Linked DNA regions of Homo sapiens: region 1 is linked to region 2. A link is a loop called in an ENCODE intact Hi-C map of the cell type or tissue named here. Cell type or tissue: heart right ventricle. All regions are shown on one strand. Each heading gives the region's core, and the rest is flanking DNA. Links, peaks and the distances in the headings are about the cores only.

Region 1 (15,939 bases), core at 3,026-11,025, 200 kb before region 2:
AAGTTCTTTAGTGGTGATTTCTGAGATTTTGGTGCACTCATCACCTGAGCAGCGTACACTGTACCCAACATGTAGTCTGTTATCCCTCGCCACCCCCAACTTTTCCCCCTGAGTCCCCAAAGTCCAATGTATCATTCTTATGCCTTTGCTTCCTCATAGCTTAGCTCCCACAGATGAGTGAGAACATATGATGTTTGATTTTCTATTCCTGATTTATTTCATTTAGAATAAGCTTCCAATTCCATCCAGGTGGCTGCAAATGTCATTATTTCATTCCTTTCTATGGCTGAGTAGTATTCCATGGTGTGTGTGTGTGTGTGTGTGTGTGTGTGTTTGTGTGTGGTGTCTGTCTGTGTATCACATTTTCTTTATCCGCTCATTGATAGATTGGCATTTGGGCTAGTTCCATGTTTTTGCAATTGCAAATTGTGCTGTTATAAACATGTGTGTGCAATATCTTTTTCATATAATTACTTCCTTCCCTCTGGGTAGATACTCAGTAGTGGGATTGCTGGATCAAATGGTAGATCTACTTTTAGTTATTTAAGGAACCTCCACACCGTTTTCCATGATGGTTGTACTAGTTTACATTCCCACCAACAGTATAAAAGTGTTCCCTTTTCACTGCATCCCCACTAACAGCTATCATTTTTTGATTTTTTAATTATGGCCATTCTTGCAGGAGTGAAGTGGTATTACATTGTGGTTTTGATTTGCATTTCCCTGATAATTAGTGATGTTGAACATTTTTCCATATCTTCTTTTGAGAATTGTCTATTCATGTTTTTTAGCCCACTTTTTGATGGGATTGTTTGTTTTTTCTTGCTGATTGGTTTGAGTTCTTTGTAGATTCTGGATATTAGTCCTTTGTCAGGTGTATAGATTGTGAAGATTTTCTCTCACTCTGTGGGTTGTCTGTTAAATCTGCTGATTATTTCTTTTGCTGTACAGAGCTTTTTAGTTTAATTAAGTCCCATCTATTTATTTTTCTTTTAGTTGCATTTGCTTTTGGGTTCTTGGTCATGAAGTCTTTGCCTAAGCCAATGTCCAGAAGGTTTTTTTTCCAACCTCATCTTCTAGAATCATTATGGCTTCAGGTCTTAGATATAAGTCTTTGATCCATCTTGATTTTTGAATAGAGTGAGAAACGAGGATCCAGTTTCATTCTTCTACATGTGGCTTGCCAATTATCCCAGCAGCATTTGTTGAATAGGGTGTCCATTTCCCACTTTATGTTTTTGTTTGCTTTGTCGAAGTCCTGTTGAATATAAGTATTTGGGTTTATTTCTGGGTTCTCTATTCTATTATATTGGTCTGTGTGCCTATTTTTACGCCAGTACTATGCTATTTGGTGCCTATGGCCTTATAGTGTAGTTTGAAGTCGAGTAATGTGATGTCTCCAGATTTGTTCTTTTTGCTTAGTCTTGCTTTGGCTATGCGGGCTCTTTTTTGGTTCCATATGAATTTTACGATGCTTTTTTCTAGTTCTGTGAGGAATGATATTGATATTTTGATAGGGATTGTATTGAATCTGTAGATTGCTTTTGGCAGTATGGTCATTTTTGCAATATCGATTCTACCCATCCATGAGCATGAGATGTGTTTCCATTTGTTTGTGTCGTCTATGATTTCTTTCAGTAGTGTTTCATAGTTTTCCTTGTAGCTGTCTTTCACATCCTTGGTTGGGTATATTCCTAAGTATTTTATTTTTTGTGCAGCTATTGTGAAAGGGGTTGAGTTCTTGATTTGACTCTCAGCTTGGTTGCTCTTGGTGTATAGCAGAACTACTGATTTGTGTACACTAATTTTGTATCCTGAAACTTTGCTAAATTCATTTACCAGTTCTAGGAGCTTTTCAGATGAGTCTTTAGGGCTTTATAGGTATATGATCATATAATCAGCAAACAGCAACAGTTTGACTTCTCTTTACCAATTTGGATGCCCGTTTTTTTCTTTCTCTTGTCTGATTGCTCTGGCTAGGACCTCAGCACTATGTCGAATAGAAGTGGTGACAATGGGCATCCTTGTCTTGTTCCAGTTCTAAGGGGGAATGCTTTCAACATTTCCCCATTCAGTATAATGTTGGCTGTGGGTTTGTCATAGACGACTTTTATGACCTCAAGATATGTCACTACTATGCCAATTTTGCTGAGGGTGTTAGTCATAAAGGGATGCTGGATTTTGTCAAATGATTGTTTGTGTCTATTGAGATGATCATGTGATTTTTGTTTTTAATTCGGTTTCTGTGGTGTATCTCATTTATTGATTTACCTATGTTAAATTTTCCCTGCAGCTCTGGTATGAAACCCATTTGATCATGGTTGATTATCTTTTTGATATGCTTTTGGATTTAGTTTGTTAGCATTTTGTTGAGGATTTTTGCATCTATTATAATCATGGATATTGGCCTGTAGTTTTCTTATTTTGTTATGTCCTTTCCTGGTTTTGGTATGAGGATGATACTGGTTTCATAGAATGATTTAGGAAGGATTCCCTTTTTGTCTGTCTTCTGGAATAGTATCAATAGGATTTGTACCAATTCCTCTTTGAGTGTCTGATAGAATTCAGCTGTGAATCCATCTGGTCTTGGACTTTTTTTGTTGGCAATTTTTTTATTACCATTCCAATCTTAATGCTTGTTATTGGTCTGCTCGGAGATTCTATATCTTCCTGGTTTAATCTAGGAGGGTTGTATATTTCCAGGAACTTTTCATCTCCTCTAAGTTTTCTAGTTTATGTGCATAAAGGTGTTCATAGTAGTCTTGAATAATCTTTTGTATTTCTGTGGTATTAGTTGTAATATCTCCCATTTCCTTTCTAATTGAGCTTATTTGGATCATCTCTCTTCTTTTCTTGGTTAATCTTGCTAATGGTAAATCAATTTTATTTATCTTTTCAAAGAACCAGCTTTTTGTTTTGTTTGTCTTTTGTATTTTATTTTGTTGTTGTTTCAATTTAATTTAGTCCTGCTCTGATCTTTGTTGTTTCTTTTCTTCTTGTGGGTTTGGGTTTGGATTGTTCTTCTTTCTCCAGTTCTGTGAGGTGTGACCTTAGATTGTCTATTTGTGCTTTTTCAGACTTTCTGATGTAGGCATTTAATGCTATGAACTTTCCTGTTAACACCGCTTTTGCTGTATCACGGAGGTTTTGATAGGTGGTGTCACTACCATCATTCAGTTCAAACAATTTTTTAATTTCCATCTTGATTTTCTTGTTGACCCAATGGTCATTTAGGAGCAGGTTATTTAATTTCCATATACTTGTATGGCATTGAGGATTCCTTTTGGAATTGATTTCCAATTTTATTTTACTGTGGTCTAAGAGAATACTTGATATAATTTTGATCTTCTTAAATTTACTGAGACTGGTTTTGTGGCCTACCATATGGTTTATCTTACAGAATGTTCCATGTGCTGGTGAATAGAATGTATATTCTGCAGTTGTTGGGTAGAATGTTCTATAAGTATCTGTTAAGTCCATTTGCTCTAGGATATAGTTTAATTCCATTGTTTCTTTGTTGACTTTCTATCTTAATGACCTGTCTAGTGCTGTCAGTGGAGTATTGAAGTCCCCCACTACTATTGTGTTGCCATCTATTTCATCTCTTAGGTCTAGTAGTAATTGTTGTATAAATTTGGGAGCTCCTGTATTAAGTGCGTATATATTTAGAATTGTGATATTTTTCTGTTGGACTAGTCCTTTTATCATTATATAATGTCCCTCTTTGTCTTTTTAACTGCTGTTGCTTTAAAGTTTGTTTTGTCTAAGAATAGCTACTCCTGCTCACTTTTGCTGTCCATTTGCATGGAATATCTCTTTCCACCCGTTTACCTTAAGTTTATGTGAGCCCTTTATGTGTTAGGTGAGTCTTCTGAAGACAGCAGAAACTTAATTGGTGAATTCTTATCCATTCTGCGGTTCTGTATCTTTTAAGTGGAGCATTTAGGCCATTTACATTCAGAGTTGGTATTGAGATGTGAAGTACTATTCTATTCATCATATTATTTGCTGCCAGAATACCTTGGTTTTTTTGACTGCATCATTGTTATATAGGTCCTATGAGATTTATGCCTTGAGGAGGTTCTATTTTGATGTATTTTGAGGATTTGTTTCAAGATTTAGAGCTCCTTTTAACAGTTCTTGTAGTGGCACATTTTCTCAGTATTTGTTTTTCTAGAAAAAGACTGTATCTTTCCTTCATTTACGACGTTTAGTTTCACTGTATACAAAATTCGTGGCTGATAATTGTTTTGTTTAAGGAGGCTAAAAAGAGGACCACAGTCCCTTCTATCTTTTAGGGTTTCTGCTGAGAAATCTGCTGTTAATCTGATAGATTTTTCTTTTTAGGTTACCTGATACTTTCGCCTCACAGCTCTTAAGATTCTTTCCTTTATCTTGACTTTAGATATCCTGATGACTATGTGCCTAAGCAATGATCTTTTTGTGATTAGTTTCCCAGGTGTTCTTGGAGCTTCTTGTATTTGGATGTTTAGATCTCTAGCAAGGCTGGGAAAGTTTTCCTTGGTTATCCCCTTAAATATGTTTTCCAGACTTTTAGACATCTCATCTTCCTCAGGAACACCAATTATTCTTAGGTTTGGACATTTAACATAGTCCCAAAATTCCTGGAGGCTTTGTTCATTTTTTAAAATTCTTTTTTCTTTGTCTTTGATGGATTGGGTTAATTCAAAAGCCTTATGTTCGAGCTCTGAGGTTCTTCTGCTTGTTTGGTTCTATTTCTGAGGTTTTCCAGTGCATTTTACATTTCTCTAAGTGTCTCCTTGACCAGAAGTTATGGTTGCTTTTATTTATACTATTTCAGTGAAGACTTTTCCTTTCATATCCTGTATCATGCTTTTTATTTCTTTAAGTTCGACTTTGCCTTTCTCTGGTGCTTCCTTGATTCTTTCTTTGACAATTCAGAGATTTCATCTTGGTTGGGATCCATTGCTGGTGAGCTGGTATGATCTCTTGGGGGTGTATTAAAGAAACTTGTTTTGTCATATTACCAGAATTGTTTTTCTGGTTCCTTCTCATAGTCTGGGATAGGATATGTCAGAGGGAAGATCTGGGATTCAAGGGCTGCTGTTCAGATTCTTTTGTCCCACAGTATGCTCCCTCTATGTGGTGTTCTCCCCCTTCCTCAAGGGATGTGGCTTCCTAGGAGCCAAACTACAGTGATTCTTTTTGCTCTTCTGGTTCTAGCCAACCAGTTGAGCTACTGGGCTCCAGGCTGTTACTGGAGAGTATCTGCAAAGAGTCCTGTGATGTGATGTGTCTTCAGGTGTTGCAGCCCTGGATACCAGTACCTGCTCTGATGGAGGTAGCAGGGGAGTGAAGTGGACTCTGAGTTTGTGTCGTGTTTTTGTTTAGTGCACTGGTTTTGTGTTGGTTAGCCTCCAGCCAGGAGGTGGCGCTTTCAAGAGTGTATCAGCTGTGGTCCTACAGGGAGGATGCAGACTTGCCCTAGGAACACCTGGTTAAGTATTCAGGTTTCTCAGGCAGTGGGCAGAGCCATAGAGCTCCAGATTATGACTTTTGTCTTCAGCTACCAGGGTGGCTAGAGAAAGACTACCAGGTAGGGGAAGAGATAGGTGTGTCTGAGCTCAGCCTTTCCTTGGGCAGGGCTTGCTGTGGCTGCTGTGGGGAATGGGGGTGTGATTCCCAGGCCAATGGAGTTATATTCCCATGGGAATTATGGCTGCCTCTGCTGAGTCATGTATGTCACCAAGGAAGTCGGAAAAAGCCGGTAGTCACAGGTCTCACTCTGTTCCGACACAGCCCACAGTCCTAAAGGCCAGTCTCACTCCCACTGTGCCCCCCAACAGCACTGAGTCTATTTCCAGGCAGCCAGTTACCAGAGCTGAGAACTTGCTCCAGACCACCGCCTCCCTGTTGAGAAAGCAAGCCGACTCACAGTTTTTCAGTGTCTCACGCAGCCTCCAGCAGTGATCCAGTTCCTTCAGAAGGTCTGTGGATTCTCTTAGCTTTGCTGCTATGTTCCTGCAGTAGTTTTTGGAGCAAAAGTCCATGATATGAGTCTCCACACACCGGTGTGTCCATCTGAGAGGGAGCTGCAAGCTAGTCCTGCCTCCTATCCACCGTCTTAATCCCCTCTCTTGCAAGCTCCTTTCAACAACCAGCTCTCATCATCACCAAGTAAATGGCACCAAGCTATTCATGAGAGATCACCTCATGAGAGGTGACACAAACACCTCCCACCAGGCTCCACCTCCAACACTGAGGATTACGTTTCAACATGAGATTTGGAGGAGACACACATTCAAACCATATCGATTGTTAAATCAAGAGATATCATCTTCTAAATCACTTCACTGCCCATAGCAATTTTACCTTTCGAAAGTCTTTACAAGCAATACTATTCTATGACCCACAAAGGCCTAGTGAAGTAGATTGCCAATCAATAAATATTTTAAATGGTCATGAATTATCCAGTACATGTTCAATGACTTTACATTTAAGTCACTTAACTAAGTACTGCTAGGACAATAGGTGACATTCTGCCTTTCAAATGTGTTAAACTCTCTTCCTAATCTGCTGGATTTCTAAACTACCCTGTTTTCACCGATTCAGATGGCAAAAGCCTTTAGCAATGCTAAACATATAGATGAAAGTCAAAATGCTGGGCAGAACAGTAAGAGGCACACTGAGGCCCAGTGAGGACTGCAAGTATGGAATGCTAGGACATAGTGTAAGCTAGGTGAAGTTGGCATGGAGGAGTCAAGGAATGAAGACTCTAGAAAAGTGACCTTCTGTGCAAAGAGGTAAATTGGTAGAGCTATACAAATATGCTTATCAAAGAAAAAGCATCCATCATGTTGAGATGGTATAATTCCCTTGAACCCCTTCACCAGCAGGAACTGAAGTGGCTCATTTCACTCAGGCTGCCACTGGCCACTCCTTGCAGGAGGAAGCATGCGAGCAAGGGAATGAGGGAACCAGAGTGAATGAACTCTAGAACTGGCTAGTCACTCCTCTCTGGAGGGGGCAGGCTCTGTGTGGGCCCCACAACGGTGTCAAACCATGTTACAACCAATGCTCTTTCAGCTCTGCAGTCTGGGGACTGCCAAGTGTCAACCAGCTCAGTGGAAGGTCACAGTGGCAGCCTCCGTCTTCTTGGCGCCCAGGTTCTTGTCCGGCATCCAGGAAGAATCAGGTCACACAAACTGAAAGGTGATTAATGCAGAAGACTTTATTGAGCGGTGGGTGGCTTTCAGTGGAAAGGAAGGCTGGAAAGGGAATGGGAAGGTGATCTTTCCCTTAAACCCAGCCATCTCCGGCTGGGCCCATCTCCGAAGCTGCACTGCCTGAAGTTAGCCACGTTTATCTGTTGTCTCTGATGCTCAGTTGCTTCTCTGCTCGCCACTCAGCTGCTTGTATCCTTGATGCTCAGTTGCTTGTGTTGCTCTGCCAGCTGAAGTCTTTTATGGGCACAGGATAGGGGTGGGGCAGGCCAAAAAGGCAACATTTGGGTGGAAAAATGGGGTCAGTTGTTTTCACTTAGGGCCGAGGTTCCAGGCTTAAGGGTGGGGTTCAGGCAGGAGCCCAGCCCTACTGTATCAATGTCAGGGTCTGTTTTACAAAAAGAGGTTATTGCAAAGCAATTTTCAGATGCATACCCCATTTTTATGTGTAAGGAGGGTAGGAGGAAGCTTGAATATTTATGACCAGTCTTAGAACAACTAAAATATGTGTATGTAACTTTATGACTATATATACACATTATGTACAGGTATCTGTGTATATAAATGCATATATATATATATATATAATTGTATTATCATTATATATGTCTACTCTAAGGAGTTTTGCAACTTAGGGATAATATTTGAGTCATTTTTTTTTATGCTTGGCACCTAAAGTGCCTGGCTTAGACTAGGGCCCTGAAAACACTCATTAACATGAAATAAAAGTGTTTTGTATGTATGCAGAGTTTCTTGATGAATCAATGAATAATCTCAGACATCTAAGGTTTTATACTTACAGTTTTTTGTCTTCCTGTATTCTCAGTTGCCAGCTTTTGTTTTCATTTAATTAATGCAAAACTTCTATATCCTGCAGTTTCAACTCACAGTTCGGTTGTCTAGTCTGAGAGTCTGAGGATTCACTCTCCCTCTAGACCAGCTCTACCAGCTTTATGACAGATACTTGCCACCCTTAAACATTTCTTTACCATTTACATGAGTTCACAGACGTGAAGGGAATGTATAATCTTAAATAAACACAATATGCTCTGTATTAAGCTTATGCTCTACATACAGTACTGTACTTATAGTATTACGTTTTTTGAAAAATTCATAGTTTTGTCAGCATTCTATTTACAGCACATTGCCACATCTTTCTCTTTTCCTATATTTTTAACAAAATCAATGAAAGTATACATGCAGTATTTTACACTTGCTATTTGTAATATATTATCCCTTCATTCCAAAAAGTAAACTTCCACAACAATCATTAAATAGCAGGAAATATTAACCATCTGCATGCATGTATCACACTTCAGTTTTAAATTTTAGTTTGGAATATTTCAAACATAGAGAAAACTAGAATAAAAAACGTGATGAACAACCTTCAACTCATAATCAAGTTCTATGAAATTATATATTATATCATTGAAACTCTGTGATACCTTCCCTATCTTAAATCCTTTCTCCACAGAATACTGGATTTTGTGTTTCTCATCCTCATGTAAGCATTTATTCCCATAGTATAAACACTTGAATATGTCCATACAAAATACAGCATGATTTTTCGTGTGTTAAAAAAATTTATGTAGGCCGGGCACGGTGACTCACGCCTGTAATCCCAGCACTTTGGGAGGCTGAGGTGGGCGGATTGCCTGAGATCAGGAGTTCGAGACCAGCCTGGCCAAAATGGCAAAACCCTGTCTCTACTAAAAGTACAAAAAAGCTGGGCGTGGTGGCGGGCACTTGTAATCCCAGCTACTCAGGAGGCTGAGGGAGGAGAATCGCTTGAACCCAGAAGGCAGAGGTTGCAGTGAGCCAAGATCGTGCAACTGCACTCCAGCCTGAGCGACAAGAGAAAGATTCTGTCTCAAAAAAAAATATATATATATAAATATTATATCTTGCTCCATATGTACTTCTGCAATTTGCTTTTTTACTGAATGTTTCAGCAATGTATTCATGTTGATTTATGTAACACTAGCATACTTGTTTATACTACTGAATTCTATTGTATGACTACAACATAATTATGTATATCTAGCATCTTATTTATGAGCATTGGGTTGTTTCTAGTTTTTCACTTTTAAAAAAAGCTGGAATGGATAATGCATGCCTTCTTCTGCATATGTGTGAGGATTTCTCTAATGGAATTGCTAAATCTCAAGCAAGTAATCTTCAAGTTTATTAAACTTTTTCAAATATTTCTTCATATTTACATACCCAATCAGAGTGAATGTAAGTTCTCATTTCTCCAAATACTTAGCACTATTTGTATTGACCTATTTGTAAATTGTAGATTGTTCGCCAACCTACTATGTGCAAAACAATATTTTAGGTTGCTTTAATATGTATGTCACTGATTATTACTGAGGTAGGTACCTTTTTATGCTTGTTGGCCCTTCATATTTTCACCTATTTATAAGCCTTTCCCATTTATTGGGATGGAGATCGGTGACTTTTTCCTTATTAAGTTGAATAAAGTCTTCTTAATTCTGGATACTACTCCTCTGTCTACTCTATGTGTTCCAAATGTCGTTTTTCACTCTATGGCTTCTTTAGCTTTTGTCTATTATGCCTTTTTTAGCGGAAATTTACCATTTCAATGTAGAAAATGAATTGTTTTCTTATGGATTGCATTTTCAGTATCTTGTTTAAGAAATTTTTCTTTATTCTTCTAAATATCTAAGGTTTGACTTTTCTTATGGAGGTCTTTAACCTACCTGAAATTGATTTTCTGAATGGAATAACTTTGGAACATACTACAAACACAACTTTATATTTTGAGATGCTGCCAGAATTTCTTTTAAATTAAGGCATATACTGTTGAAACCATTGCCATTATGGAAACTACATAAGTTTTGAGTTGAGTTTGATGTAGATTTTAACGCTGCAGTAAGCCTTACCTGAAGAGTATCTTGGGCATATTCATCTTTCTGAGCCTCTTTTTCTGCAAAAAGTTTATACTAGGCCGGGCGTGGTGGCTCATGCCTATAATCCCAGCATCTTGGGAGCCTGAGGCGGGTGGATCACTTGAGCTCAGGAGTTCGAGACCAGCCTGGCCAACATGGTGAAACCCCATCTCTACTAAAAACACAAAAATTACCCAGGTGTGGTGGCACATGCCTGTAGTTCCAGCTACTCAGGAGGCTGAGGCAGGAGAAACGCTTGAACCTGGGAGGCAGAGGTTGCCATGAGCTGAGATGGTGCCGCTGTACTTCAGCCTAGATGACAGAATGAGACTCTATCTCAAAAAAAAAGATTAGTACTAATGCCTGTTTCATGGTTTGTGTCAAAATTAATAATTCAGAAATATCTACTATATTGCCTGACACACAGAGTATGCTGTTAGGGACTCGATCTCTGGCAGTGAAAGGAAATAGCAATAGCTTGAGAGAACCAGAACAAATCAAGACGAATGCTTGCTTATCTAATTTTGGCACAACAAGATGATGATAAATAAAAATGAATATCTCACATTTTGGAAACTAATAATATGAATGTCTGTTGAGATTATAGGATCAGACTTTCCCTCTATGAGTCCTAGATAATCCTAGGTTAGGAAGTGAAGATTCAGAGTTCTGCCCAGGACAAGGGCCAGAAGAGACAGTTCTCTGGGGCTGAGAGAAGGCTCCTTTGCTTCTTTATTTTACCAGCCTCAAGGTGTTCATAAGTTGGAGTGAACAGCTCTAATGCAGATTGGATTGGTCAGGGTAGGGAGTGGGTGGGGGGACCTATCCACAGGGAGAAAAGAATGCAAGGAACTGTTCCAGGATGCAGTCTGGGAAGAGTCTGTGCTTAAGCAGTAGGCTATAGAACTTTTTAATTTTTCTGGAGTCATCCTTTCCAATAGCCCCAAACCTTCAAGTAAATTTTCTTCAAAATCACAGCTAAATCTCAGTTACAGTCTTGAAAAATGGGTAAATCCCAATACACATGCTTATATACAAACAGTCCAGGGAGAGAACAGGGATCCTTCTCTTCATCAGAATGGACAGAAGACATGGCAGATGCCATCAGACAACAATGTTTCTGGTGGAGCCGATGACACTGTCAGCTACCCATGCATTTGTGTTGGCAAGATGCAATGGGAAGAGAGGAAAAAGTTCAGTGACATTTTGGAATGCACTTGAGATGTTGGCTTTGGAAAGCTTCCTAAATACCAAGGACATACTTTGATTATGGTTCTGGAAAGACACATGGGGGCTAATTTCCATTAAAATGTGCCATAAAAATGAAAGGAAGAGAGAGAGAGCCCGGAGCAGTAGCGTGCACTTGTAATCCCCAGGAGGCTGAGGTGAGGGCATCACTTGAGGCCAGGAGCTTGAGATCAGCTTGGGCAACATAGCGAGACACTGCCTCTACAAAAAATAAAAATAAAATAGCTGGGTGTAGTGGCACACACCTGTAGTCTCAGCTCCTTGGGAGGCTGAGGCAGTAGGATCACTTAAGTCCAAGACTGTGAGGCTGCAGTGAGCTATAATTGTGCCACAGCACTCCAGCCGAGGTGACAAAGTGAGATCCCATCTCTAAAATAATAATAACAAAAAACATTTTTAAAAAATTAAGAGCTTCTTTGATGAGACTTGGACCTTGGACCTTGTAGATTAAAAAAGTGTGAGAAGACTGAACAGATTTTTAAGCCGAGGAGTTGTAAGCAACACAGTAGAAATTAAAATGTGAGCAGAGATATCAGAAATACTATCTTTACCAGATATTCTTAGACACTTCCTTTTTGCTAAAGCTCTTCCTGTTCTCTCACTAGATCCACTCACTTAATCATTAATTAATTCCATCATTCACTGAACATTCAAACCAATGTGAATGGATTGAATGTTCGGCCTCCTTGTAGCCAGTTCAATCCAATTAAATGTGTATTACATACTTCAAATAGTGCTAGACACTGGGGATACAATAGGAAGCAAAACAGACTTGGCCCCTGCATTTGGGGAGCTTGCCAGGTGGTAGAGATCAGCCTTAAAATAATGAATGGAACCAGGTATTGGGGCAGGGATGGAGGATGTAATCAAGAGATCATCAAATGATTACACCCCAGCGCAGTACCATATAGAAATGAATGACACTATAATATCTGGAAAAGAGAAAATTATGTTTAATAAAGGAATCTTAAAACATCAGAAACTCAGAAAGACTTTTAAAAGCCGTTAAAATGAATGTTTTGTAAGTTGATCATCTCACTATGCTGGGAAATGTATTCATGCACCATGCATCAGTACACAGGGAGAGCAGATAAAAACAACACTTTTGTGTGCAGAATTTACAGTTTGTGGGGCCTGATAGTAAAACTGAATGGAAGTACACTATTCTCTGGAAACACCTTGAAGGATAAAAGACCTATAAACTTTTATTTTTTTATGTATTTTGGCTCTTCCAGTGTTAACAATAGAAAATATGTTGACTGCATCCTGCATTTTTTTGTTTATCTAAAGAGAAATGCAATGGAGGTATTCCTCACAGGGAATTTCTTTTTATAGCTTGTTAAGCCGTAAAAACAACTCCCTTTAGCTATTTCTGATTTAAAGTGCATGTAGCATAGGATTTTTGTATTTGTTTATTTAAAGCATGACTTGAATTTTGTGAGGAGGTCCCATGTGAATCTGAAATATCAAATTGTGTATCTACACTTCCAGAGTCCTGGAACCATCTGCAAACCAGGACAGATTTCACAGCCTAATTAATAATTATGTAGATAGTAAAATCCCCAAAGACCCCTTCTGCCTTTCTTTAAAATAGTTCAGATTTCTTCTTGTGTTATTATGGGTTGATATTTCATCTGAATTATAGGTTTAACTGGGAATAAATTAGAGAATTACAATGTAGCAGGCGATCCTGTTCTTTTAAATTTTGGGTGCAAGTTTTCTTCTGTAAAAGACTTGAGACCAGGCACATCCTGCACTCATTTGCATCATGGAGTGGATAATGTTTCCAGACTGATCTTTGTCTTTATAACGTTACCAAGAACCCCCAGGGACTGTGGCTACAAGGAGGCCTGGGAGATGTAAGTGTCTGCATATACTTGTATGAAGCAGGGTATTTAATTCCTATAACTCTGCTTTTGTACTTCATACATGTTGCCTCTAAGACCTCACTCATCTTGAATTCCCAGTGGATGCATATATCCATATATTATCAACTTCTCTATAGTCATAATGATTTCTGTGAGTAGTTTCCAGATTATTATTCAATGTGTCTTTGTTAGTACAAGTTTATATATATATAGATAGATAGATAGATAGAGAGTTATACTATGTTGTTTCTGATTACATATTTCATGAAACAAATTATTGCTTTAGGATAAGCAAATACACATAATTAAAATGAACTTATCATTACATATTAAATGACAAAGAAAAGCTATTCTTATTTTGCTTTCACACTTTCTTTCCCCAGTTTTATTCTCATCCTTGTTTCTAAAGATACATAAAATACAAACATAAATTATACAAAAAGCCCAATAGTATACTATTTAATTATGCCTTAGGAGCAGAGGAAGAGTGCAAAATAGCATTTTATAATACAAGGTGTTGAAAGTATAAGCTTTGCTTATTTTTTTAATAAAGTGGTTAGAAAAATGCAATTCTTTCAAGAAAATATCAGATAAATAGATACCAAGCTTTTCACAGTTTCTAATCATTCCCATTTTTCTTGAGTATACAGAAAATTTGACAAGTTTCTTATGGTAAAAATATAAGAATAGTTTCATTTTGACACAACGCCATGAGGGTAATATAAATAATTTCAAAAGCTCTTAGAGAAGCACAAGCAATTCAATTGTCTGTTCACAAGGAGAATGTTGAATTTATTTATATTTGAAAAAAAGACTAAGTATTGACTTTAATTTTCTTTCCTTTTTTTTTTTTTGAGATGGAGTCTCATTCTGTCACCAGGCTGGGGTGCAATGGCGCGATCTCGGCTCACTGCAACCTCCGCCTCCCAGGTTCAAGGGATTCTTCTGCCTCAGCCTCCCAAGTAGCTGGGACTACAGGCATGCACCACCAAGCCCAGCTAATTGTTGTATTTTTAGTAGAGACAGGGTTTCACTGTGTTGGCCAAGATGGTCTCGATCTCTTGACCTCGTGATCCACCCACCTCAGCCTCCCAAAGTGCTGGGATTACAGGCGTGAGCCACCGCACCTGGCACTGACTTTAATTTTCAATGTCTGTGAATTGCTTAAAAGTTCTCTACTTCCATTGTCACATCTTGGCCAAGATCATCATTATCTAGAGAGCCACATCTCTCTCACTGTTCTCCCCAGTTGAATTAGACCCCAGATGTTCTCTTACCTCCCAGCTTGTATTGCACATCCTTTATAATGCAACTCCACCTCAAACCCTCAATCTGAAATACTAGTTCTTTCACTGCCCATTTTAAGTTCACTTACATGCCTTAGCTCGTTAACAAATTCAATTAATAAAGCATATACTTAGTGCTGAATCTTACATTTAAAAGCATTTTTAAAAATCAGCAGCCAGTTTTATTCTCGTAACTTGCTATTATGGGCTCAATTTTGTCCCCCACCCCCCCGACTCTGAAATTGATGGGTTGACATCCCAACTTTTAGTACTTCAGAATGTGACTGTATTTGGAGATAAGGTCTTTAAAGAATAATGAACTTGGCCAGGTGAAGTGGCTCATGCCTGTAATCCCAGCACTTTGGGAGGCCGAGGCGGGTGGATCACGAGGTCAGGAGTTCAAGACTAGCCTGACCAACATGGTGAAACACCATCTCTACTAAAAATACAAAAATTAGCCAGGTGTGGTGGCACACGCCTGTAGTCCCAGCTACTCAGGAGGCTGAGGCAGGAGAATCACTTGAATCCGGGAGGCGGAGGTTGCAGTGAGCCGAGATCGTGCCATTGCACTCCAGCCTGGGCAACAGAGTGAGACTCCCTCTCAAAAAAAATAAAATAAATCAATAAATAAAAATAAAAAAATTTTAAAAAGGAATAATGAAGTTAAAATGAGACTCTTAGGGTGGGGCCTTAATACATTATGACTATTGTTCTTATATAAAGAGGGAGAGACCCCAGGGATGTGTGCACAAAAAGAAAAGGCCCTGTGAGGACACAGTGAAAAGGCAGCCATCTGCAAGCCAAGGAGGGAGGCCTCAGGAGAAACCAAGTCAGCTGGCACCTTGATCTTGCACTTTCTACCTCGAGAACCGTGAGAAAGTAAATTTCTGTTGTTTATGCTACCTAGCCTCTGGTATTCTGTTATTTTGCAGTCCTGGTAAGCTATTAATTATATATATATATATAAAATATGTACCAAAAGAAGTTGGTAACGTTGTGAAAACACCAATTTGCCTTACAATTAAAAATTTAATACACAAAAATACATAATCTGATACAAAAATTGGCTTGAGGCAATCCCTGTCATCTCCTTTTCTCTACTTCTCTAACTCTAGCCCAGCTCATCTACTGTGACCATGCAATGCTCTCTGCTAGGCTACTCTAGCTCCCTTCTCTGGCCCTCCTGAGCATCTATGCTCTAGATCACTGAAAATATTTAAGATCAGAACTTTTTCTTATTCTGAACCCCATATTTAAAGCAAAGATGAGTATGCTTGTTTATTTGAAGCTAGCATAAAGGGAAGGTAGACAGAGTCCCCTTGCCTGCCTGGTCAATCTGTCACTCACTTTTCCCTTCCACTCATACCCACATGACACCCAGGACACCACTGTGTGAGATCTGGATTTAAACCCCCTGATT
Region 2 (15,939 bases), core at 4,928-12,927:
AATGCAAGTAAACTGCCCTCAAATAACTTTTCTAGGTATTTTTCAAAAAATTCTAAAGGGAATATTTGCTTTCTAGGCAAGGTTTTTAAATATTTCATTATCTAGGCTTAGATAGCTTGGATAGAATAGTTATTATTTTATATTCAATCTTTTACTTTAGCAGACTATTAGGATATGCTTGTTGTGACTCAGTTTTTTGTATCTACCATCTGTTGGTTTATTACCCAAATCTATAAGTAAACATCAACATAGGAAGCTTTACTGTCACTGAAGCTTTATTAAATAAATGAGTTTAATTGTGGATTGTTATCTGTGAAGTCAGGACCTGGGAGAGAAAAAAGCTACCAGCAACATTCAGACTGAGAGAGGCCAAAATACTAATTCATAATTAGCCTGGTACATATGAAGGATCAAAAAGAACAGGACTGTATGTCTGACCTCTGACAGGTATGTATCAGTGTACACAGCCACGCCAGATGATGTCAGGTGGTGTGCTGTGGTCTCAATGACTTGGTTTGAAGGAAGAATCACTTGTAGGTTGGACACTGTTTATATGCCTGGCTCAAGTTTGCCCTTGTAACCATTTAAGCGGAAACAAAGGAGAGCCAGATCTGCTAGTTAGTGTAATAAACCTCCCACAAGAAGAAGGGAGACTGGCCAACTTAAAATGCAAGGCAAGTTATTTTCATGCACTTGTAAATTACATTATGAATAAGTGTTGGGAAACATTGGGCTGATAAAAAATTTACAATTGATATCTTCAATTACTACATGAAGCAAATATGAAGTAAAGAACCAACCTGAATGTAATCACACTATAGATATTTCACATATTTCCACAACTGTTTCCACTAATTCTGACAGAATGTCCCCCATTCACCACAAATATGTTTGCCCTATATTAAAATAATAAGCTATTTAAATAACAAGCCTTGTGTTCCTGTATGCATAGAAAATGGTTCAATTCTTTCTGGCTCAAATCCTTTATAAGCAATCAAACATCCTACCCCATTGTCAATCTGGCCATCTCCTACTCATCTTTTTAGGTTTATACTTAAATGTCACTTTGATAATGGTTTATTCCCTAACCTCTTAATTGTAATTAAGTCCCCATATACATTCCCTCTTCAAATTTGCACATTTTATTCCAAGCATTTATAGCAATTTATAATTTTATGTGTGTGCTTATTTCTTTAATGCCTGTCTTCTCATTTAATATCTTTTCTACCCCTGTATATCCAGGCCCTACCACCATAGTAGAGACTCAGTATGTATACTTAATGAAGGAATAATGAATACATCAGCAAGAGAAATAAGAGTGACCATATGTTCCTTAAGAGAAGCAAAGAGCAGCTCCTGTTCCTGGTAAGCTCTGGCTGTATTTTGTTCCTTTTCCAAAAAAGTCTGTGATATTCCTTGTTGTGTATTTATAATAACATTCTTTTTTCTTGAGCCAGCTGGAATGAGTCTCCATTCCTTGCAACAGAAGTGTCCTAAGTTATAGCCAGAGGACGGGGGCACATTGACAAAACATAAAGCGGATATGATAATAACAAGGTACCATTCCAGCAAGAACATCTGAAGAAAGAAGCAGTGTTGTTTATCTTTCCTTCATCTATTCTGAAACTAAAATCCTTAACCAAATTTATTTCCGAAGTTTAACCCTTTAATAAACTGGCCTCTGACTCCACCTGGTGGAGATACATAAATCTATGAAAATAAACCAATCCAAATGAAGATTTTAAAGTCATCAGCTCTCTTTCATGTCTCAAAGAAAAAACACATATCCCGAAATTCAAATAGATGACCTTCTCGGATGTGTTATAGGCACTCAGAAGCCCCAAAGAAAAAATAGTTTGAGTTGATCATTTGACTGTTGCTCTCAGCCTTCATTTCTGCCTTTCTAGGTTGTGTCAGGCATTTTGACTGTCCAGGGGCCCTGCATATTCTATTTTCCTAGTTACTTGCTAAGGTTTGAATATTTGTCCCCCTCCAAAACTCATGTTGAAATTTAATCCCAAATGTGGCAGTATTGAGAGGTGGGGCTTTTCAGAGGTGATTGGGTCATGAGAGCTCTGTTCTCATGAGTGGATTAATCCATTCATGGATTAATGGAATAATGGACTAATGGATTAATGAGTTATCATAGGAGTGGGACTGGTGCCTTTATAATAAGAGGAAGAGAGACCTGAGCTAGCACACTCACCCTCTTCACCATGTGAGGTCCTGTGCCACCATGGGACTCTGCAGAGTCTCATCAGCAAGAAGCCACTTACCAGATGTGGCCCCTTGACCTTGGGCTTCTCAGCTTCCATAACTGTAAGAAATAAATTTCTTTGTAACTTGCCCAGTTTCAAGTATTCTGTTATAAGGAACTGAAAATGGACTAAGATACTTTCCTATTGGCTTCTGGTTAGTTTCTATCAATAAGAATTACTGGTAGAAGTTTGAAAGGTAGGAGTGGAGAGATGGGACCTTTTTTATTTTAGTTTCTATTGGCATTTTCCAGCAGCAAGGAACAATGGGCATTTCATCATCATCTTTTAGCATTTCCAGCACCCACAGCAAGGAGTCCTTTCACCTGCTTAGTAGCAGCCCTTCAGTAATCCTAGCATCTATTTTAGGTGGTGTTTCATTTGTGGTCTCAGGACTGGCCCAGGTAGTTCTCTTCTCCATGATTCTGGACTCTGGTGATTCCATCACCTCCACGTACGCCTTCAGCCAGAAGGACTGTCGCTGTTCCCAGCAGCCATTTAGCATAGTTACCTAAGTGTAACCAAATTCCTGTATTATATTCACTTGTTTGAAAAACCTTGAGTGATTTCTGACCCACTTCTGTCTCAAGGCCTGAATATTCTGATTCAGATGAATTTCAGAAAATGGAAAAAAAAACTTAGTGAATAAAAAAGATTAAATAGTTTTTAGAAAACCATAGGAGACAAAAAAGCAACTGGAAGTCACACACACACACACACACACACACACATTCTTTTAACTTTATAAGTTATAATAAATTATGGTAAAAGAGTGACAAGTTTACCTACATGAATATTGAAGCCTTTGTAAAATCTTTAAAGAAAAAAGGGTACCAATACAACAGAAAATTTCAGACTGGAAAAATATTGGTAGTCATCGTCTTAGTTTGAGCATTTATCAATTGCATTATAGCAAAACCCTCCAAACTGCTCTCTCTGCTTTGATTGTCTCTTTTTTTTCCAAATCTTTTCTGCATATTGTCAAAGTTACATTTCTAAGGAGCAAATTAAATGCTGTCACTATGCTCTTTGAATTATCAGTCAACAAAGAGATTTTTTAAACTAATTAATTTATAATTATCCACAGAAATACATATTAAAAGGACAGTGAGGTGTCTGCTAACTCTTTACTCTCTTGGATGCAGCTTAATTTCTTCTTCCAGGGACACTTTTCTGACAATTTTGTTCTTATACAATTATAGCATTTTTTTTTCTTTTTTTGAGACAGGGTTTCACTCTGTCACACAGGCTGGAGTGCAGTGGCATGATCTTGGCTCACTGCAACCTCCGCTTCCTGGGTTCAAGCAATTCTCATGCCTCAGCCTCCAAAGTAGCTGGGATTACAGGCATGCACCTTCACATTCAGCTCATTTTTTTTTTTCTGTATTTTTAGTAGAGACAGGGTTTCACCATGTTGGCCAGGCTGGTATTGAACTTCTGACCTCAAATGATCCGCCCACCTCGGCCTCCCAAAGTGCTGGTATTACAGGCGTGAGCCACTGCGCCTGGCCAGTTATAGCAATTTTAAAAACAATATTCTAATCATGTCCTTTGCAGCAACACGGATGAAGCTGAAGGCCATTATCCTAAGTGAGTTAACACAGGAATAGAAAACCAAATACCGCATATTCTCACTTATAAGTGGGAGCTAAACAGTAAGTACATATGGACATAGAGGTGGGAAGAGTAAACACTGGGGACTACTAGAAAGAGGAGAGAGGGTGGGGGTTAGAGCTGAAAAACTACCTATTTGGTACTATGCTCACTACCTGGATGATGGGATCTTTTGAATCCCTAAATCTCACTGTCACACAATATATGCAGGTAACAAAGCTACACATTTACCCCTTGAATCTAAAATAAAAGTTGAAATTATAAAATAAAAACTTTTTTAAAAATGAAGGAAATTATGGCAAATCCTTTAGAAATAAAACAATATTCTAAATAAACAAAATAGAGAATAAAAAATAGAGAAAATTAATGAAAACAAAAATGGATTCATTGAAAATATTTTTAAATGACAAATCTTTAACTAGATTGATAAAAGGAGAGAAAAGTCTCAAATAACTAAAATCAGAAGTGTGACATTACTACCTATTTACATAAATAAAAGGATTATAAGAGCGGAACAATTGTACTCCAGCAAATTGAATAACATAGACAAAATGGACACATTTCTAGAAACACAGAATCTGCCAAGACCGAATCAGTAAGAAATATAAATTTTGAATAGAATTGTAACTAGTAACTGAATCAGTAGTCAAAAAACCCCAAGATGAAAGCCCAGAACTTGATGGCTTCACTGGTGAATTCTATCAGACATTTAAAGAAAAATTAACACCAATCCTCCTCAAACTCTTTCAAAAAAAATTAAGAGGAAGAAACATTTTTAAATCATTCTGTAAAGGCAACATTACCCAATACCAAAATCAGACAAAAACACTACAAGAAAAAAAAAAAGCAGACCAGTATCACTGATGAATATTGATGCAAAAATCTTGAACAAAATACTAGCAAACTAACTCCAACAGCATGTTAAATGCATCATATACCATGCCAAGTGGAATTTATTAATGAAATGCAAGGATGGGTCAACGTATAAAAATCAATTAATGCAAGACACCACATTAACAGAATGAATGAGAAAAAAAACATGATTTTCTTAATTGGTGCAGAAAAAGCGCTTGACAAAATTAAATTTCTTTTCATTATAAAAGTACTAAACAAATTAGGAATAAAAGGAAACTACCTCAACATAATAAAGGCCATATATGAAAAATCCACAGCTAACATCATACTCAATGATAACAAACTGAAAGTCTTTCTCTATGCTCAGGAACAAGGCAAAAATGCCTCCTGCTTTTGACACAGTAGTAGAAGTTCTAGCCAAAGCAATCTGGGGAGAGAAAAGAAAAAAACGAAAGGAAAGGAAAAGGAAAAGGGAAAGGAAAAGGAAAGAGGAAGGGGAAGAGTATGGGGAAGGGGAAGGGGGGAGAAAGGATTAGTCCGTTCTCACAGTGCTATGAAGAACTACCTGAGACTGGGTAATTTACAAAAAAAAAAAAAAAAAATGTTTAACTCACAGTTCCACAGGCTGTACAGGAAGCAAGGTTGGGAGGCCTCAGAAAGCTTACAATCATGGCAGAAGGCTGAAGGGGAAGGAAGACCTTCACATGGTAGAGCAGGAGAGAGCATGAAGGGGGAAGTGCTACACATTTTTCTTTTTTTTTGAGACAGAGTCTTGCCCTATTGCCCAGGCTGGAGTGCAGTGGCAAGATCTCGGCTCACTGCAAGCTCCGCCTCCTGGGTTCAAGCCATTCTCCTGCCTCAGCCTCCAGAGTAGCTAGGACTACAGGCCCCGCCACCTCGTCCAGCTAATTTTTTGTATTTTTAGTAGAGACGGGGTTTCACCATGTTAGCCTGGATGGTCTCAATCTCCTGACCTCGTGATCTGCCCACTTCGGCCTCCCAAAGTGCTGGGATTACAGGCGTGAGCCACCACGCCCGGCCGCTACACACTTTTAAACAACTATATCTCATGATAAATCACTTAATATATCATAAGAACAGCAAGGGGAAAATCCACCCCCATGATCCAATCACCTCCCACCAGGCCTCTCCTCCAACACTGAGAATCATAATTCAATAAGAGATTTGGGTGGGGACACAGAGCCAACTTATATCAAAGGAAGAGGAAGAAATAAAAGGCATCAAAATTGGAAAGGAAGAAGTGAAATTATCTCTGTTCAGACTACTTGATCTTGTATGTAGAAAACCTGAAGATTCCACCAAAAAAAACCCCATTAGAATTAATTAATAAATTCAGCAAAGTTGCAGCATGCAAAATCAACATGCAAATATCAGCTGTATTTCTATACACTAGCAATTAATAATCCAAAAAGAAAATTAAGAAAACAATTCCATTTACCATAGCATCAAAAAGAATAAAATAGTTAGAAACTAATTTAGTCAAGGAGGGAAAAAATATGCCCTGAAAACTACACAATATTGCCAAAAGAAACTAAATAAGGAGCAAATAAGTAGAAATATGTCCCATGTTCATGGATCAGAACACTTAATATTGTTAAGATATTAATACTACCAAAATCAATTTACAGATTTAATGCAATCCCTATCAAAATCCCAATGACGATTTTTGCAGAAATAGAAGAATCAATCCTAAAACTTATATGGGATCTAAAGGGACCCCAGAAAAGCCAAAACAGTCCTGAAAAAGAAGAACAAACTTGAAGATCCTTTTTTATTTTAAAACTTACTACAAAGCTACAGTAACCAAAACTGTATAGTACTGGCATAAAGAAAGACATACAGAGCAGTGGAATAGAATAGAGAGTCAAGACATAAACCATCACACATATGGTCAAATGAATTTCAACAAGGGTGCCAAGACCATTCAGTGAGAAAAAGATGGGCTTTTTAAACAAAATACTTTTGGGAAGATGGTTATTCACATGCAAATGAATGGATTTGGATCCTCATCTTCTACCATATACAAAAGTTAACTCAGAATGGACTAGTTAACAGCAATGTATTGTGTATTTCAAAATAGCTAATAGACAGGACTTGAAATGTTCTCAATACATAGAAATGATAAATACTTGTGGTGATGGATACCCTAAATACCTGGACTTGATCATTACACAATCTATGCAGGTAATAAAATATCACAGGTAACACATAAATACGTATACATATTACATATCAATACAAAATGGACCAAAAACCTAAATGTAAGAGCCAAAATGATAAAACTTTTAGAAAGAAATATAGGGAAATCTCATCTAAGATTACATTAATCTTGGTTAATCTAAGATTAGATTTGACAATGATTTATTGGGTATCACATCAAAAGCTCAGATAACAAAAAAAAATAAGTTGGACAACGTCAACATTAAAAACTACTGTGCATCAAGAGACACTACTAACAGAATGAAAATTTTCTCCCACAAAATGGGAGAAAATATCACAAACCATATATCTGATAAGCATATAATACTCAGAATATACAAAGAACTCCTACACTCAACCACAAACAAAAGAACAACCTGATTAATAGTCAAAGCACTTGAATAGATATTTCTCCAAAAAAAGAGATAAAAATTTCTGAAAAGCATATGATTAATAATGTTCAACATTACTAATCATTAGAGAAATGAAAATCAAACCCACAATGAGAAACCACTTCTCACCCATTAGTATAGCTACTATTTAAAAAGACAAAAATGAAATAGAAAATAATGGTCTGTGGAGATACAGAGAAATTTCCACCATGTGTGCTGCTTTGGAAATGTAAAATGGTGCAGTCACTAGGGAAAAACTGTATGGTGATTCTTCAAAAATTAAACATAAAAGTACCATATGATCTAGCAACTCCACTCCTGGGTATATACCCAAAAGAACTGAAAGCAGAGACTGTAGTATACATTTGTATACTCATTTTCGTAGCAGCATTATTCGCAATAGCCAAAATGTGAAAGCAATCTGTGATCTGTGTCCCTTCATGGATGAGTAGATAAACAAACAAACAAACAAATATATATATAATATTATTTAGCCTTGAAAAGGAAAGACATTCTGACACATCCTACAAAATGGTTGAACCTTGAAGACACTTGAAAATAGTTAAAATGGTAAATTTTTTTATGTATATTTTACCACAATAAAAATTTTTCTTGAAAGGATCAGTGAAGTGATCAACTTATTACTGTAACTTTTTATATTATTGCTAATAAGTTTCTATGTAAAATTTTTCTGCCACTGGAATAAGAAAAGATAAATATATTTTTCAGTGATGTAATTTACAGAAATGCTTATAAATTCTGGAAAGTAATACTTGATGAGTATGTAACTTGCATACATCTCTCATTGTTAGCTTGTCTTTTAACTTTGTTCTAAATATCTTCTGATATCAGAAATCTTTAAATGTAGTCAGTTTTATCAATATTTGTTCTTGTATTTTTCTTAAGAAATATTTTCTTGCTTATTACCATCAGCGTATTTTTTTTATTTTTCCTTCCTTCCTTCCTTCCTTCCTTCCTTCCTTCCTTCCTTCCTTCTTTCTTTCCTTCCTTCCTTCCTTCCTTCTTTCTTTCTTTCTTTCCTTCTTTCTTTCTTTCCTTCTTTCTTTCTTTTTCTTTGAAACAGGGTCTTGCTCTGTCACCCAGGCTGGAGTACAGTGGTGCAATCTCTGCTCATTGCAACCACCTTCCAGATTCAAGCAATTCTTCTGCCTCAGCCTCCCAAGTAGCTGGGATTAAAGGCGTGCACTGCCATGCCTGGCTAATTTTTGTATTTTTAGTATAGACAGGGTTTTTCCATGTTGCCCAGGCTGGTCTCGAACTCCCAGGCTCAAGCAATTCTCCCACCTTGGCCTCCCTAAGTGCTGGGATTACAGGCAAGAGCCACCAGAAAATCTTTGAAAACAGCTATGACCTGCTAAGCCCTCTGCTTCAAGACATCTCACCTCTTTAGTCTGAACCAATGTACATCTTCCATGTGTTGATTTATGATTTTACCTAAAATTCCTGCCTCTCTAAAAATGTGTAAAACCAAAATGTAGCCTGACTGCCTCAGGCAAACTTTCTCAGGACTTCTAGAGACTGTTCCCCAGGGCCATGGTTACTCATAATTGGCTCAGTATAAACCTCTTTATATATTTTACAGGGTTTGGTTTTTCCATTAACAAATTCCAGTGTGAATATACTAAAGTCAAGGACTTCTGGTGTCCCCTCCCCTTTCTCATGGGGAAGTTAATTTATAGCTGCTGTAAACCAAGACTAATGGAAACTGCTATTGGGGGTGGAGGAGGGGCGTGGAGGGAGATTCTTCTTTCTCACTAATTCTGTTCCTTTTCCTGCAAAGCCTTCATTGCACAAATACAAACATAATAACAAAGAAGTAAGTATCATAAGAGCATTAGGATTGAAGCTTAAGTTGAATATTCTAACAATTACCTGTTAATTGGAGGAGTCCAGATCAGGAGGGAGGCAGGTATAAGCAGTTAACAGATTTGAAGTAAGATTTGCTCATCATAGGACATTTGTCTCTAATCATACAGACTGTCATTTCAATAGCACAGTATAATGAAATGTAGCATTTAATCAGAAAGCACTGATTAATATATTAAAGCCATTATTGCAATAAGAATGGTTCATTTATATACAGATTAAAAAAATGAAAAACCAAACCATTTCTTATCAAATTACTTACCCCCCTGGCACGGACTAAAGAAACAGCTCAATATAACACCGTTTATCTCTAAAGCAGGTGAGAATCCTGCGGCTCCTTCTTCTCAACACTGTATTGATAAAGGGCTTCTTCTTATCTCGTTATTGCAGTAATGGAGTTTTAAAATGGAAATGCTAAACTTTCATTTCAAGATAGCAGAAAGGACATGATTTTTTCCTCTCATACCAAAACCCTAACAATAACAGAAAACATATTTTAAGAGATATTCAGCCATGCTGAAAGATTAAAAAGGAGAACTTAGATAAGAAACTGTGAGAAATACTGGAAACACAAGAGGCCAACAGATTGGATTTATGAGGAAACTCATAGCTCAAGATAAGTGTGAGAAAGTTCCAGCAGAGAAGGTGGGAGCAGCCACAAGGGTTTTCTACATGAGTATTTCAATGTGAAAATTCTTGCCTGGTCTTTCTTGGGAAATTTATGTTTTTCAGGATCTTAAGAAAAATCAAGAAACCAAGTTGAGAAACTAAGAAAAAAAGAAAAACTGTTTACTTCTCCCATAATTATTAAAGACTAACAATCAACGTGGAGGCATTACTGGTTAGAAGGAGTTCACTGATGTCTAGTTGAAAGCAAGACATTTGGTGGCTGGAGGTTAAGGCCAACATTTCCAGGAACCTAAACAAGACATAGAGGAGAAAAGCAAGAACCATCTCATCAGTCAGTCTTGCTATAACTGTTGTCTTGTTATGAACAGTTGCTCATGGCCCTGTCTGCTGCTACTGGTAAGTTGTTTTTGCAAATAAATACTAACAAGTTCATTTGTATAGTGTACTTTAAACAAATCCTATGACTGATGTGCCCAGAAATAACAAGTTTTGGAAAGCAAAATAAGTCCTTTAATTAACAACTTCAAACGGTGATTCTGTGCAGTATTGTTAACCTTGCTAGCCAATTCTACTATTTTGATCAATCGATAGATAGATAGATAGATGGATAGGTAGATAGATAGATAGATAGATAGATAGATAGATAGATAGATAGATAGATAGATATTTCCCCCCAGGCTAAAGTGCAGTGGTGCGATCTCGGCTCACTGGAACCTCCATTTCCCAGGTTCAAGCGATTCTCCTGCCTCAGCCTCCTGAGTAGCTGGGATTACAGGCGCCCACCACCACGTCTGGCTAATTTTTTTGTATTTTTAGTAGAGACAGGGTTTCACCATGTTGGCCAGGGTGATCTCAAACTCCTGACCTCAAGTGCTCTGCCCACCTCAGCCTCCCAAAGTGCTGGGATTACAGGCATGAGCCACCATACAGGGTGGAATTACAATATTTGAATATTACCCAGGAATATTTTCTGGTGTTTTTCAGGTCTGATTATTTGCTGTAGGTTACGGTTCTTTGCAAATACGTGAAGAGAGGAAATGAAAGAAGAAGAAGATGTGAATATTATCGAAGTGGTCTCCCTTGGGAAATCAAAAAACTGTTCTAAAATCTGAATTAGTAAAAGCAATATTGATTTCAATAGAAAAAAACTAAAATTATTAAAAAAGGAAATGAGCTTATATGAAGCTACATGTATCCTAATGCCTGGCTTGAATATAGTTTTGGATGCATTCTTAATAAATGAGAAAACATCAATGTGAAATAAAAGCAGCAGTTTTTGTCACAAAACAAAGATCGAGACTGTTGGATAAGATGGCTAGTGCTTTGTGTTTTAAAATTCAGTAGAAAATTCAGAAATAAAGCCAAATACTTACAGCCAGCTAATCTTTGACAAAGCATACAAGAACATAAATTGGGGAAAGGATACCCTATTCAACAAATGGTGCTGGAAAAGCTGGCAAGCCACATGTAGAAGAATGAAACTAGATCCTCATCTCTCACCTTATACAAAAATCAACTCAAGATGGATCAAAGACGTAAATCTAAGAGCTGAAACTATAAGAAATTCTAAAAGATAACATTGTTTTTTCCCTTTTTTCTTCTTCTGTTTTTTTTTTTCTTTTTCTTTTTCTTTTTTTTGGAAAGGGAGTTTGCGCTGTCGCCCCAAGCTGGAGTGCAATGGAGCGAACAAGGATCACTGCAACCTCTACCTCCTGCGTTCAAGCGATTCTCCTGCCTCAGCCTCCTGATTAGCTGGGATTACAGGCGTCTGCCACCACGCCCAGCTAATTTTTGTACTTTTAGTAGAGATGGGGTTTGACCATGTTGGCCAGGCTAGTTTTGTACTCCTGACCTCAAGTGCTGGGATTATAGGCATGCGCCACAACGCCCAGCCTTGAAAAGATAACATTGGAAAAACTCTTCTGGACATTGGCTTAGGCAAATTCATGACAAAGACCCCAAAAGCAAATGCAACAAAGACAAAAATAAATAAATTGAATAAATTAGAGCTAATTAAACTGAAAAGCTTCTGCAGAGCAAAAGAAATAATCAGCACATTAAAGAGAAAACCCACAGAGTGGAAGAAAATATTCACAAAGTATGCATCTGACAAAGGACTAGTATCCAGAATCTACAAGAAACTCAAACAAATCAGCAAGAAAATGACAATTCCATCAAAAAGTGGGCAAAAGACATGAACAGCCATTTTTCAAAAGAAGATATACAAACAGCCAACAAATGAATGAGAAATGTTCAACATCAGTGAAATACAAATTAAAACCACGATGAGATACCACGTAACTCCTGCAAGAATGGCTATAATTCAAAAGTTAAAACCATAGATGTTGGTGTGGATGTGATGAAAAGGGAACACTTACACACTGCTGGTGTGAATGTAAATTAGTACAACCTCTATGAAAAACAGTATGGTGATTCCTTAAAGAACTGAAAGTAGATCTACCATTTGATCCAGCAATCCCACTACTGGGTATCTACCCAAAGGAAAAGAAGTCATTACATGAAAAAGACACATGTACACGCATGTTTATAGCAGCACAATTCACAGTTGCAAAGATATGGAACCGGCCTAAATGCCCATCAACCAATGAGTGGATAAAGAAAATGTGTATATATACAACATGGAATACTACTAGGCCATAAAAAAGAACGAAATAATTTCTTTTGCAGCAACTTGGATGGAGCTGGAGGCCATTATTCTAAATGAGGTAACCCAGGAATAAAAAACCAAATGCCGCATGTTCTCACTTATCAGTGGGAGCTAAGCTGTGAGGACACAAACACATACAAAGTGATATAATGGACTTTGATGACTGCAGGGTGGGGAGCTGGGAGTGGGGTGAGGGATAAAAGATTACATATTGAGTGGGTACAGTGTACACTGCTTTAGTGACAGGTGCACTAAAATCTCAGAATTCACCACTAAAGAACTCATCCATGTAACCAAAAACCACCTGTACCCCCAAAACTATTAAAATTTTTAAAAATAAAAAAGTTAACTTCTAAACATTAAATATACATAATATAAAGTTTACATTTTAAAATTATTTTTATTCAGCAATTGTTTTGTTTTAACACCCCTTCTTTCAATGTTTTCTACTATAAAATGTCAATGTCAGTTAAAGATCATTTTAACATATCATTTTAAAACATATCATTTTGTCCCAATATATTGATTTATAATAATAATTTTAAATCAACTTTCTGTAAAATCTTATAGTAGAAAAATGATTCATAGTTTAATATTATGGTCACTTGTTACTAATTAAAAATATGTAAATATGTATTCTTAAAAATAGAGAATAATACCATTTCAGGAATTCTGATTATTTGTTCTGAAATTTCAAAGATTACTATCTGCTGGGAATTTGGAAACCCTATAATAATCTAAACCCAGCGACAGTGAAAACCAGGAGGCAGATGGAGCCCAAAGGAAGAGATGGAAGGGTCACTCTTGTGTGGCACCTTCCTATCCTGGCCAGGCGGCAGTGCCTGGGGTAGTCGAAGGGAGCAGCAGTGAGGATGAGACCTTCAATTAGAGAAAGGACAAGAAGAGAACGTGGGAAGACCCACACTCGGGCCCACTTTGGTTAATCCTCCTTAGTTTCCTTGTAAACTATTAAGGCAGTTAAATTTTCAACTGCTTGAATTTACCTATTTCAAAGATTCAGCTTTTCACTTGACTTTGATTGGTCACCAAGAAAATATAAGTATTATAGCCATGTTATTTTCAAAGAGGAAAGCATGCCAGTCACTAGAACAGTGAGTGGTATGTAGCAGGCACTCAGAAAACATGTGTGATATGGGTTGATCTGAGTCCCTGCCCAAATTTCTTGTCGAATTGTAATCCCCAATGTTGGAGGTGGGTCTGGTGGAAGGTGGTTGGATCATGGGGACAGATTTCTGCCTTTGGTGCTGTTCTCATGGTAGAGTTTTCATGAGAACTGATTGTTTAAAAGTGTGTAGCACCTCCCTCTCTCTCTCTGGCATCTGCCCTGGCCATGTAATATGTGCCAGCTTCCCCTTCACCTTTCACTGTTATTGTATGTTTCCTGAGGCCTCCCCGGAAATGGAGCAGATGCCAGAACCATGCCTCTTGTACAGCCTGCAGATCCATGAACCAATTAAACCTCTTTTCTTTATAAATTACCCAGTGTCAGGTATTTCTTTATAGCAATGCAAGAAGGACTAATACAATGTGTTAAACTAATTACTGGATAATGCAATTCACAGAGGAACAGAGAATCCTTTTACTTGGGACTGGCCAGTTTCCTGTAAGTCAAAATTATGCAAATCCAATCAAATTTTCCATAAAGAAAATATTGTGATTGAATTTTAGATTCTTTATCATAACCTTGAAATCCATACAACCTCTGTAAAATTTTAAAAGATTGTGTCTTTTTTTAGCTTCAATGAATTGGAGAGTGAAGCATCTGCTTTAATGGGAAATTTCAAATTTCTTCAGCAATATCGTGAGAATAATCTCAGCAGAAGTCAATAGGAGACTCAGAAGCATAAGAATACCTCCTAGAATTTAAATATAAGAAAAACAAATTGAAGTTAATAGTCTTATTTTCTCATTGTAAAGTTGCCTGCTCATCTTACTGTGTATAAAATTGGGATCCAGTTATTCAAAATCAGTGTGTTTTGTGTGTATTACTCAGCAGAGTATTTACCAGGTTTACAAGTGTAGATCACACATCTAAGTCAAGGCCTGCCTTATCACTTCTGGTCACCAACTAATCCTTAAACTTTTTTTATTCTAAAAATAATTGGGAGTAAAACATCAACAAGTTAGCTGGACAACGTGTTTAAAGCTTTAAAACCTGCCTTGAAAACTGTGATAGATCAGTTTGAATGCCAGGACTGTCGATTCAAAGTGCCAAATGTCTGCTATAATAATTCCTAGCACATAGGGAGTTCTATGAGCCAGACTCTGCATCTCAAGCTCTTCAGAGATTTTAACTCAACCACTTTTCACAAAACCTTGTTTTTTGTGGAAGAAGTGCAATTACCTTCCATATTTTACAGGGGAGGACACTAAGTATCAGGGACATGCATTTTTTCCAGGCCCCATGGCTAACACATGGCAAAGCTAGGTCAACTTGGACGTTGGCCTTCAGAGTCATTGAACCATAACCCCTCCCCTCCTGCCTGGACAGCCCCAGAGCCGGCACTGCTGAGTCACAGTGACAAGACTTACCCTCTGGCCTTGAACAGCTCAAACTCTAATGGAGTAAATAGATAAATAAGCCACTGTGATGATAATAATAATAATAAAAAGTTAAAAATGGCAAGATAAGACCATGAAGCATGTGGTGTAACAATTCAGGGAGATGCCATAGCTTAGCAGATAAGAGCACAGACTCAGGACTGAGATGAGTCTCACTCCAGTGCCAGCTGCAGAGGCTCAGCTGCATCAGTCTCTCTGCTCTTCAGGGGTCTTAGCTGTAAAACAAGAATGCTCTTCGTGGGAACTCAGAGAATGGGCATGTCAGGTATTCAGAGCAGTCCTGTAGCCCAGAAAGCCTAAGTCAGTACTATCATGATCATGGAAGAGTAGATTATTGAAGCTGACTTAGAAGAACTGGAAAGACTTCTTGAAGGGCTTTAGATTTCAGCTGAGCCTTGAAACAAGAGTTGTTATTTTAAAACAGAAACAAAAAGGAAAAACTCCAATAGTCTGGATGCAGCCAACAAAGCACCTTCCAGACAACAGAAGCAGCTGGGAAATGAAACAACAAACAAACAAGGCAAAGCCACATCTCAGAACAGGGCATGTTGTATGGACTCATGTACTTGGAAAGTGAGGTTCAGGGAAATTCCAAGTGAATGGCAGGAAATAAAGCTGGAAACCTAAGGAAGGACTAGGCCCTAAGGCAGAGAGAGATTCTTTAAGTACCTCAGCCCATAGGGACAAATCATCGGTTTTCCTTTTACCTAAACGGAAACATGTTTCTTGTCTTAGAGAATTATGTTTTCTTTTCGGTTTATTTTCTATTTTAAATTTAAAATTTGAATTGTAAGCCTATAGGATCCCAAGAGTTCCAAACTCTATATTTTTCTTA

Evidence for each region. Peaks named below come from ENCODE experiments on the same cell type or tissue, not always from the same donor. Only the 100,000 strongest peaks of a DNase experiment are listed, where the experiment ranks them.
Region 1: it touches region 2 in a loop (2.6-fold over the local background); 7 of 110 quality-filtered maps call a loop at or near these places.

Annotation. Positions count from the first base shown.
Region 1 is chr9:73,056,740-73,072,678 of GRCh38, reverse strand. No RefSeq gene overlaps it. Among named protein-coding and RNA genes, the nearest start is that of ANXA1, 87 kb to the left of the region's middle. RefSeq lists an enhancer at 5,298-6,497. In heart right ventricle, for the core only: no CTCF peak of the experiment used is centred there; no DNase peak of the experiment used is centred there.
Region 2 is chr9:72,857,535-72,873,473 of GRCh38, reverse strand. It overlaps LOC124902181 (a long non-coding RNA gene), which reads left to right and starts at 8,624. Exons shown (of 2, transcript XR_007061578.1): 1 at 8,624-10,249; 2 at 10,838-15,939. It overlaps LINC01474 (long intergenic non-protein coding RNA 1474), which reads left to right. Exons shown (of 4, transcript NR_121181.1): 2 at 319-447; 3 at 1,243-1,365; 4 at 1,458-1,746. RefSeq lists enhancers at 9,987-11,186, 14,239-15,438. In heart right ventricle, for the core only: no CTCF peak of the experiment used is centred there; no DNase peak of the experiment used is centred there.